Linked DNA regions of Homo sapiens: region 2 is linked to region 1. A link is a loop called in an ENCODE intact Hi-C map of the cell type or tissue named here. Cell type or tissue: pancreas. All regions are shown on one strand. Each heading gives the region's core, and the rest is flanking DNA. Links, peaks and the distances in the headings are about the cores only.

The links. A loop is a pair of places that touch in the nucleus more often than their neighbours do. Peaks named below come from ENCODE experiments on the same cell type or tissue, not always from the same donor. Only the 100,000 strongest peaks of a DNase experiment are listed, where the experiment ranks them.
Region 2: it touches region 1 in a loop (3-fold over the local background); 1 of 110 quality-filtered maps calls a loop at or near these places.

Annotation. Positions count from the first base shown.
Region 1 is chr12:126,602,025-126,607,418 of GRCh38, forward strand. No RefSeq gene overlaps it. Among named protein-coding and RNA genes, the nearest start is that of LINC02824, 86 kb to the right of the region's middle. In pancreas, for the core only: no CTCF peak of the experiment used is centred there; no DNase peak of the experiment used is centred there; H3K27ac peaks cover 1,004 bases.
Region 2 is chr12:126,381,961-126,387,354 of GRCh38, forward strand. No RefSeq gene overlaps it. Among named protein-coding and RNA genes, the nearest start is that of LINC02350, 41 kb to the right of the region's middle. In pancreas, for the core only: no CTCF peak of the experiment used is centred there; a DNase peak (open chromatin) is centred at 2,261; H3K27ac peaks cover 904 bases.

The DNA of each region.
Region 1 (5,394 bases), core at 336-5,335:
GCTGGCCCTGGAGAAAAGTTACAAGTATCAGAATATGAAAATAAAAGATCTTTCTGCAGGAATTCAGCCTTATCAAACCCTAACATTGCTTCATACTTTGACAAACAGGAGAAATGAGGCCTAAAAATTAATTGCTGAATTTCATGTGCAGAGAGCTGATCCTTTCTTCCAAAGTTAGTCCTACCAATGGACTAAAGCAGCAGCATTTTGTAAACAAAATCTAATCTTCAGCCACACTTCTGGAATTGCAAACTTCCATCACGTTTCTCGTAATTATCAGATACTAATAACAGCACAGGCACAAGAGAAAGTTATATTTAGAAGCACAGTTACCCGGAAAAGTAATTCTCCTCTGAGCTGGATGATTCTGAGTGAATTTGATGTCAACTATTTTCACACCTCCAACACACAAACTTAATCTACAGTCCTTCTATAAATAAAATCAGAAGTAAAGTGTATGCTGATGAGAGTTTTATGTTCTTGAGTTTTCTTCTCTAAAACTTAGGTAGCAAAGAATTCTGTCTAATCCCCAGTCAATGGCACATAAATATTGGTTCATGCATGGCTGTCTCTTAAACTTTTCCCATCTCTATCCTTATCTCTGTCTCCACTAAATTCTCCTGCACTGCCTCCCCGACCCCATCTAATTGATTGATTCACGTCCTTGGGTGACATCTTTGAAAAATAGATGGTAAAAGTTTGTATACACACGCATCTTAAATTCACATCCTATTGTGCCGTAGAGTTTGTTTCTTAGTTTTCTTCATTCAGCACTATGCTTTGGAGAGCTCTCAAGGGTGCTGTTGGTTTCTCTAGTTCATTGCCACTGTGAGTTGTAACTGATAGAGCTCTATCTTCCTGCTCCCATTCGTAAATACACATCACGAGAATAGTCTGTGTCCACTAAATTCAAGTAATTTCTCAGTCCACTGGGTTAAGATAAATTTCCATTGCCCGAAATGTGGCCTTAGTAGAGATAAACACTCCATTTGCCCACTTATTTTTAACTAATATTTCAATTTAATTGAAATGAAACATTCAAGATCCATTTTTTCCTAGGCGTTTAACTTACAAACCTCAATATTATATTTATAAAGCTAATACATTTTACAATTTAAGCTAAATTAAACTTTTTCAAATATTTTAAACTGCATTATAAATTTAATGTTTTGATTTATTTTAAAGCTATTGAGATGCTACATTACAAAAACTATAAGTGCTTAAATAATACTAATAAATGTAATATATTCAACTTTGAAATAGAGTGATCTGACGTTCTGTTAAACATGCTAATATTGTTTAAACTTAAATGTCTTTTTAAATCTTTCAACTTAATTTTATATATATATTTTTTATTATACTTTAAGTTCTAGGGTACATGTGCACAACGTGCAGGTTTTTTACATATGTATACATGTGCCATGTTGGTGTGCTGCACCCATTAACTCGTCATTTACATTAGATATATCTCCTAATGCTATCCATCCTGTGATGTTCCCCTTCCTGTGTCCAAGTGTTCTCATTGTTCAATTAATATCACAAGCCTATATTATTTTCTAAGTTGTATGTTTTAATTTAGACCACAAGGCTAATCTGTCACCCCAGTGTGCCAAATTTAAATATTTCAAATACTTAAATACAAAATATATTACAATTCCATCTATAGCTTAACACTAAAATATTACTAGAGGCTTGATTCACTTCAATATCTTGATTCTTATTTCTAAACCTTCCTAGTATGAAATGCCCACTGAGGAAATAGCTTTACTCTCTGCAGCAATCAGGGCCAATTGCCCAAGCAAGTGGGGAGTTTTTGTCCCACAGTGATCAAGGGTCTTTCCTCGGTGGGGTGTGATTACTTGTTGACCAGAAATGTTCAATTGAGAAACAATCTGGAACTGCAAATATCACAGAGGTTATTCTCACCACCCAGAGGGACTCCTTGAGGTTTTTCCAGCATCTTTATGTCAAGCTGTGATCTGAGTCCATGCCCTCCAGGAACCAGACATCTAGATTCAAGTCACACAGTAGCCAAAGGTAATTTTATAATGAACTCTTCCATCCAGGATGCCTCCCCATAATTGTTATCACCAAATGTATTTAAGCCTTGCTTCTGTCCTGCATTATTTTTCCAACTTGCCTGTCTATGAAGACCTGTGGTTGAAGCCTGCATATTTGTTGTGTTCTAGTCCTTCTAGCTGTTTTCTTCTAGTTCAATAATTTATAGCATCTGAGGCACTTCATGAAGATGACCCCAGCAATTGTTATTCCTAAAAATAGCAACTTAGAAAATAATTTTTAAGCTTTGATCACCTGTTACTAGCTTTGTTAACTTTATTGATTTAAATAGCAAACTTTAAAATTTAGTATATCTGGCTCTTTTTAATGTTAAAGTACCAGATATGATAAAAATAATGCATACAAATTCAATTATTGTAAAATATCTTACTACTATACTTTCTTCTTAATATATTCTAAAATATCAACACAACAGACTCTTCATTTTTCATGATTTTACTAATTTGTTACTATAAATACACACATATACATAATTTAAAACTGTCAATGATTATGATTAATAAAAACACTAGATTTTAATAGAATATGAAATATCTATATGTAATAAATATCCCCTACATATTAAAAATAATTAAAATACATATCCTATTATAGTCTTCAATGTTGCATTTCATACTGGTAATCATAATATTACATATTATAATAATGTCAGTAATAGTACTAACTCAATGCTTTTCACTAACTTATTGTAATTATCTATAATAATCATTATTTTTTTTGTTGCTGTTTTTGGTACTCAAGATCATTAAAATACATCCAATTAAATCATGTTAACTAAGTGTTAAACTGTTTTCTGCCTTTTGAATGTCATGCTGAATTTTTAAACATTGTTTTTTTTAAGCATCCTTGCTTGCTTTCTGGCAACAGTCAAAAATTATAACCTCTTCTGATTTACTTTGTTGTCTGTTTGTTGTCTCAGGATTGAGAATCAACAGCCAACCCCTGCCTATCTCCTGGATTTCTTTAGTATGGAATTGGTGTTGAAGGTGAAAATCTGGACACTATGGGTAGTGATGGCTGGCAAGAGGTTTCTTCTATTCTTGGCTCATTTGTAGATTCTGATCTGGAGAAACTACATATATTTTTATGGTCATGAATTTAACTTGCAGTTTCAAATTTAACATATTATGTTGCTATCATTAATGCTTCTCAAGATGCCAAGTTTTCTTAACCTCTAGGACTTTCTTCTGTGTTATTGACTCTTTGACTCCTCACTGGGTATACTCCCTGGGTTGGCTATTTATGTTATGAGGCTTCCTAATATTTTGATTTTCTTTCTACAGCCCATTGTTTTCCCAGTGGACTACTCCCCATAGTGGTTGTACCTGCCCTCATGGCTTGAAGTACTGACTGTAAGCTGTTAACTGCCAAGTCTTTACCCTCAGAACTCATACCAGAGATTCAGACTCACATCACCACCTACCAACCAAGTAACTCCACTTGGATTTCCACAGACACCCAAAGGATCTCATTATCTTCTAAAATTGCTCCTCTTTGGTCTTGTCATCATGTCTTTTCTCTCTTAGTCAAAGATGCTACCATCTCAGGTCATCTAAGATAGAGTTCTTAATGTCAACCCTCATCTCTATCCAGCCCTAAAACCAGCCTTCTCATTTTGCATCTCCAAAGTATTTCTTCCATAGCCCTTAAATAATCCTAGTATGTAATATATTAAACTTTGAAATAGAGTGATCTCAGGTTCTGTTAAACATGCTAATATTGTTTAAACTTAAATGCCTTTTTCCTTTTTCCATCACCACTACTACAGCTCAGATCCTCACGGATCATTACCCGGACTATTGCAGTAGACCCCTAAGTGATCTTGCTTCAAGATCACTTCAAGTCAAGCCTCTCTCCTAATCACTCTCAACATTTCAGCCACAGTTTTATTTCTAAAATATTAGTATATTCATTTCACTCTTATGATTATTTTGAATCACTCTGTGAAACCCTGTTTGTTTCTCTGAGTAAAGTTCATCCTCAGTGATGTGTTATACAAGGCTTTTTATATCATGATTAACACAATAAGATGCTTAATTATGAAACTTAACGTGTCTGCATCCCACTCCCTAGGCTTCAAGAAGAAGGACAGAAATTGCATATTTTTGAAAAGGTTATTCTAATGTACAGCTGGGTTTGTGATCCACTTATAACCCCTGGAAACCACTAACCTGTTCTCCATAATTTTGTCATTTCTGGAATGTCACATAAGTAACATCATACAGTATGTAACTCTATGGGATTGGCTCTTTTTTTGTCTCGGCATAATTCATCCAGGTTTTTTGTGTTTACCAATAGTACATTCTTTGTTATTGCCAGGCAGTATTTCTACATATGAAAGTATCATAGATTGTATAGCCATTAACTCATTGAAGGACATGTGAGTTGTTTCCACAATTTGGCTATTATGAATAAAGCTTCTACAAACATTTGTGTACAAGTTGTTGTGTGAACATCCATCTTCATTTCTCTGGGATAAAAGTCCAAATATACAATGGCTAGATCACATGGTAGTTGTGTGTTTAGGTATAAAAAGAAGCCGAGACTTTTGGAGATTAAGTGAGAAAATCCACATAAAGAATCTCTAACAAAACACTGAGTAAAATATGCCTATCATTATTGATGTTACTATTAGTATTAATAACAGAAATACCAACAGTGAGGACCTACACTTGGTTATTCAAAGCATGTGATGAGGGCATTGATTGCCACCTGGTGACACCATGCTTTGGTCATTTGCCATTCTCTTTCAGGTGAACCAAACTTGTGATTACTTTATTTTCAATTATAAATAGAAAAAAATCAACCAATCAACCAGACAAACTAACAAAAAAAGAATCAACTGAGTATTATGTAATGCAGTGATTGAAAATATTAAGGAAGAGTTGTGAATGGTTGTACTTTGTATACCTCTTAGAAACATGATGCTATTAAAGGATATAATTATATGTATTATGGCATGTATAGATAAGTGAAGATTGATCATTATACTAGCATATAATTATCATAATCTAGAATATGATTACTCTTGGGGAGACCAAAGACAGATCCAAATTAAGCATTACTTAAAATGATGTTATGAAATCAAATAGTTAAAAAAAAGAGCAACAATAAGCAGCATTCACCCAACACTTGGGATAGAGGGGCCTTCCCTACCAGAGTCTTGCTGATCTGGTAATTAAGCAAGAGGAAACATATTTATTTTGGATCCTGTAGCAGAATCTCTCCAGGCTCATGATCCACCCACCTTTCTGTTCTGCTCTCTCCTAGCACTCTTTCCACTGCCCATCCTCAACCCTCACCCCCAGGGAGAAA
Region 2 (5,394 bases), core at 172-5,171, 220 kb before region 1:
AGCAATCTACAAATGCAATGAATTCTCATCAAAATATCACCATCATTCGTTGCAGAACTAGAAAAAACAATCCTAAAATTCATATGGAACCATAAAAGAGCCCACATAGCCAAAGCAAGATGAAGCAAAACAACAACAACAACAGACAAATCTGGAAGCATCACATCACCCGACTTCAAACTATACTGTAAGGCCATAGTCACCAAAACAGCATGGTACTCGTATAAAAATAGGCATATAAACCAATGGACAGAATACAGAACCCAGAAATAAAGCCACATACTTGCAGCCAACTGATCTTCAACAAAGCAAACAAAAACATACAGTGGGGAAAGGACACCCTATTCAACAAATGTGCTGGGATAATTGGCAAGCCACATGTAGAAGAATGAAACTGAATCCTCATCTTTCACCTTATACAAAGTCAACTCAAGATGGATAAAAGATTTAAACCTAAGACCTGAAACTATAAAAATTCTAGAAGATAGCATTGGAAAAACCCTTCTAAACATTAGCTTATGCAAAGATTTCATGACCAAGAACCCAAAAGCAAATGCAGCAAAAACAAAGATAAATAGATGGAACTTAATTAAACTAAAAAGCTTCTACACAGCAAAAGAAATAATCAGCAGAGCAAATAGACAACCCACAGAGTGGGAGAAAATCTTCACAGTCTATGCTTCTGACAGAGGACTAACATCCAGAATCTACAAGGAGCTCAAACAAATTAGCAAGAAAAAAAAGCCCATTAAAAATTGGGCTAAGGACATGAAGAGGCAATTCTCAAAAGAAGATACACAAATGGCCAACAAACGTATGAAAAAATGCTCACCACCACTAATACCAGGGAAATGCAAATCAAAACCACAATGTGATACCACCTTACTCCTGCAAGAATGGCCATGATCAAAAAATTTTAAAAAATTGATGTTGGCTTGGATGTAGTGAAAAGGGACAATTTTACACTTCTGGTGGGAATGTAAACTAGTACAATCACTATGGAAAACAGTGCGGACATTCCTTAAAGAACTAAAAGTACATCTACCATATGATCCAGCAATCCCACTACTGGGTATCTTCCCAGAGGAAGTCATTATATAAAAAAGACACTTGCACATGCATGTTTATACCAGTACAATTCTCAATTCCAAAAATTTGGAACCAGCCCAAATGTCCATCAATCAGCGAGTGGAAAAAGAAAATGTGATACACACACACACACACACACAAACACACACGCACACCATGGAATACTACTCAGCCATAAAAAGGAACGAAATAATGACATTTGCAGCAACCTAGATGAAATGGGAGACCATTATTCTAAGCAAAGTACTCAGGAATGGAAAGACAAACATCATATATTCTCATAAGTTGGAGCTAAGCTATGAGGATGCAAAAGCATAAGAATGATATAATGGACTTTCCAAACTTGGGGGAAAGGGTGGGAGGGGGGTGAGAGATAAAAGACTACGCATTGGGTACAGTGTACACTACTCGGGTGATGGGTGCACCAAAATCTCAGAAATCACCACTGAAGGGCTTACTCATGTACCAAAAAAAATTAATTAATTATTTAAAAAGTCCATGCAAGCTAGCCCTTCTCTGCCCATTGCATGCTCTATTCTTCCTTTAAATCTTAGAAGTAGTGCCAATTTCCTCATTTTCTTAGGAAGAGCAGCCAAGCAATGCTTTTTGTTTTGCCTGTTTGCTCATTTGCTCTTCTGCTTATACTCATACTGGCAAGACATTCAGTCCAAATGCTTATCTAGGCACCTTCTGAAGCAAAGAGTTTCCTTCCTTGGAATACTTCTGCTGCTACCTCTTAAGTCGATAATACTTGGTTACCATGCTTTTCTTTGCTTTTTTATTCTCTCTCTCCTTTGCTGCCTGGTTTAGGGCTGATTAACGTTTATTCTTTTGTTTTTCCGCTCTTCCCATCTGTAGTTTGGACGTTTGATTTTGTATTTCTATTCTTTAACTAGCTGAATTTTGCTTTGTTATATTGTATTATTCCTGTAATTTCTGATTATAACTTCTTGATTGTCTTACCTGTGCTAGGGTGCACTGAATACCTGCTGGAGGAGGGGTTTATTCAGGGCTGCCTGCCACACACACATAAACACACAGACACTTTTAGTCAACATGTGGGTCTCCAATTTTCTGAGGCAGCTTTTCATTTCTTTTCCTCTGTCTCCAGTTCCTTTGTGCTTCTTAATTATCCCCAGCCGAGCAAAGCTTGGAGGTCTGCCCAGGGTTCCCATCTGCCAGAAAGGTCTGAGGCCACACCTGCAAGGAACTGGAGCTTTCACACAGGTTCATAAAGGCTTCCGACTAGACACTTCCTTTGCAGCAATTGCAGCAATTTATGACTTTAAATACAGTGTGGAAAACATCAAAACAAACCCTTTGCATAGATATTCTTTTTCATTGCTTGCCTACAGCTGTCTTGCAGTGAGGCAGGAAATGATGCTACCTGCTTTGACTACTTTTACTTTTCATAATGCCTAGAAATAAGCTATTTTAAAGGGTTGTATGGACTAGACTGTTTTATCAAAAGCAATTTCCACTATGAATGATTTTTAATGTCTCAACTCTAAGATATTTTTGAGTTTTAGCACTGATATTTTAGTTTTGCATTGTTAATTTGTTTTATTGATATTAAACATTTATATTGTATTGCTTGAAGTCATTTGGAAGTTTATTTGAAATTGAAATTGTCAAGTAAAGTTAGGTAATGGGATTGCACCAGATTGCTGTGTGCAGCGATTTTCTGATTTCACTTCTTCCCCTTTGAGTCAACTGTGTTCTGATAAATCTGGACCTAAATCTGTGAACATTCTATCTGAGCAAGGAAACAGAATAGGGTGATAATTACTTTACTCTGAAGTGGCAAGACCCACAAAGGGCTGCTACAGAGGCTTGTTCACGTTGTACCCTGACCAACACTAACAAGTGATACAGGAGCTAAAAAGAAATTATTTAGGCAGTTAGCGAGCAGAAGAGAGTCCTTGGTAAGGCTTCTCTTTTAACAAAAAGCACACCCTAAATCATTTCTTTTCTCACAAAGAACAGCCTGTACAACTGAGCTGCAGACATAAATAAGCAAACTGGAAGCTTGCATAGGTAAATGCCGGCAGTTGTGCCAATAGAAAAGGGATACCTGGAAGCCAGGTATATTCAATGTGGAGGGTCCCTCTTTCCTTTTCTTTGTCACCAAGTGTGCAGTAAAAAGCAGGCAACATGGCACTGGCCAGGTAGAGAATCCATCTGCATAATAAAGGAGTAGGGTGGGTTGGCCAGCTTCTTTGCAAGCTATGCAAACGGCACACCTGGTCTGACCAATCTCTAGTGCTCTGTATTAATCACACACCACCTCCTCAAGCTCATCTATAAAACCCCATGCATTTCATTGTGGAACCAGAAGATCCAGTGGGGAGCACTTCTTTCTTTGCAGGAGAAAGAGCTTTTTTTTCTGTTTTCTCTCGCCTATTAAACCTCTGTTCTTAAACTCACTTCTCATGTGTCCACGTCCTCGATTTCCTTGGCATGAGATGGAAAACCTTGGGGATTTACTCCAGACAATGAGGCTGCTTCAGAAGCATCTTTTATATGATCATGTATGTGAATGGTGCCTCCTTATTTGAGTAGTGCACAACCTATGCAACTATATCTGGTGACCTTCACAGCATTTCCATTTCCGGCCTTTTCTCATTATGCTTTTGTTATTTCCTCACTTAGAAAGCCCTCATGCATCAAATACAGAAGTGTCTACTGAGAACCTGCCTTGCAATTTTCCCTTTGTTGGGATCTAATGACAGAGCCATGAACATAATATTATCTCAAACTTCAAAGATTTCCAGTCTGCTGCAAGAGGCAGACGTAAACAGCAACTTTCTGTTAGTTATTGGCAAAGAAATGGTACACTGGGAGCTAAACCTATGGTACCAAGAAGTAATAGGAAACAGATTCCTCACCCCTGAGCTGTGAGACAGGCCACATGGACATTTCAAAACCAACAATGACCAGTGAGGTGACTCAGCCTTGTTGAAGATAAGTCAGGGTAGGGCAATGGAGGACTGGAAAGGAGGGTTTCTTTGGACAGAGCTGGGCTTCCGGTTTCACCTCACCTCCAGCAGGAAGCACAGGGAGCCAGCCCCTAAGCCCAGGCCAGTGGGAACAGCTCCACCAGCACTTGCAGGCCTGGCCACGTGTCCCACGCAGTGAGGCAGGCACAGAGGACAGGTGCCCGACTCACATTGAGAAGGCGAGAAAAAGCTAGGGATGGCTGAACAGAGGGCTGCACCAGGGGGAACAGGGGAGAGAATGTGTCCCTCTGTCGTGGGCTAAAGTTGTGTGACCCTTGGAACCCACTGTAGACCCCATTATAGATGTAAAAATACCTGCCTGGGGATGCTTAGAATGAAGTCCTGCCCAAGAGGACAGCATGCCTGGGTAAAAAAGACACCAACTATTTTGCTGGTGGCAGAAGCTAAGGGGGCTAGATGTAGATCACAAAGGAAAGAAATTCATTTCTTTCTTTCACAGATAAATTGTGTTTCACCAAGAAAACACAATTTGTGTGATTTATACAAATGGTAGATCACAATTTACCTGTTCCAAGAAAATTTGGCTGGATGGCCGAGAAGGGGCAGAGCTTCATGACAGATAATCTAGGTAAGAATGATCCAGACCGAGTGCGGTGGCTCACGCCTGTAATTCCAGCACTATGGGAGGCAGAGGTGGGCAGTTCACCTGAGGTCAGGAGTTTGAGACCAGCCTGGCCAACATGGGGAAACCCTGCCTCTACTAAAAATACAAAAATTAGCTGGGTGTGGTGGTGGGATCCTGTAATCCCAGCTGAGGCTCCCGAGGCTGAGGCAGGAGAAACGCTTGAACCCAGGGGATGGAGGTTGCAGTGAGCTGAGATCACACTATTGCACTCTAGCCTGGGTGAAAGAATGAAACTCCTTCTCGAAAAAAAAAAAAAAAGAAAGAAAAAGAAAAAAAAGGAATGATCCAAACTAAGTTAGGTGGTGTCCTGCAGTAGAGAGAATGTTCACTCCAGCACACATTCAAGAAAGAGTTAGGAATAAACATCATCCTGCATTCAACCTTAAGAATCCCCTTCTCCATTAAGATTTCCAGGGGGTTCCCATCTTCCTCCTGTTTCCTGCATTTTGAGTGTGAAATATTTTATTTATTAAAATTAACAATTGAATTTTAATATTTAGTATACTTCATTGAGCCTGAAATGCCAACTATAAATTACAATATTAGTTTTATGGACTACAAAGAATGAATACTGTCAATTCTCATTCAGATGCCATTCAAACATAAGATGGTTTGCAATTTCTGTGATCTTAAGGTGTGACAAAACATGAATTTTAGAAT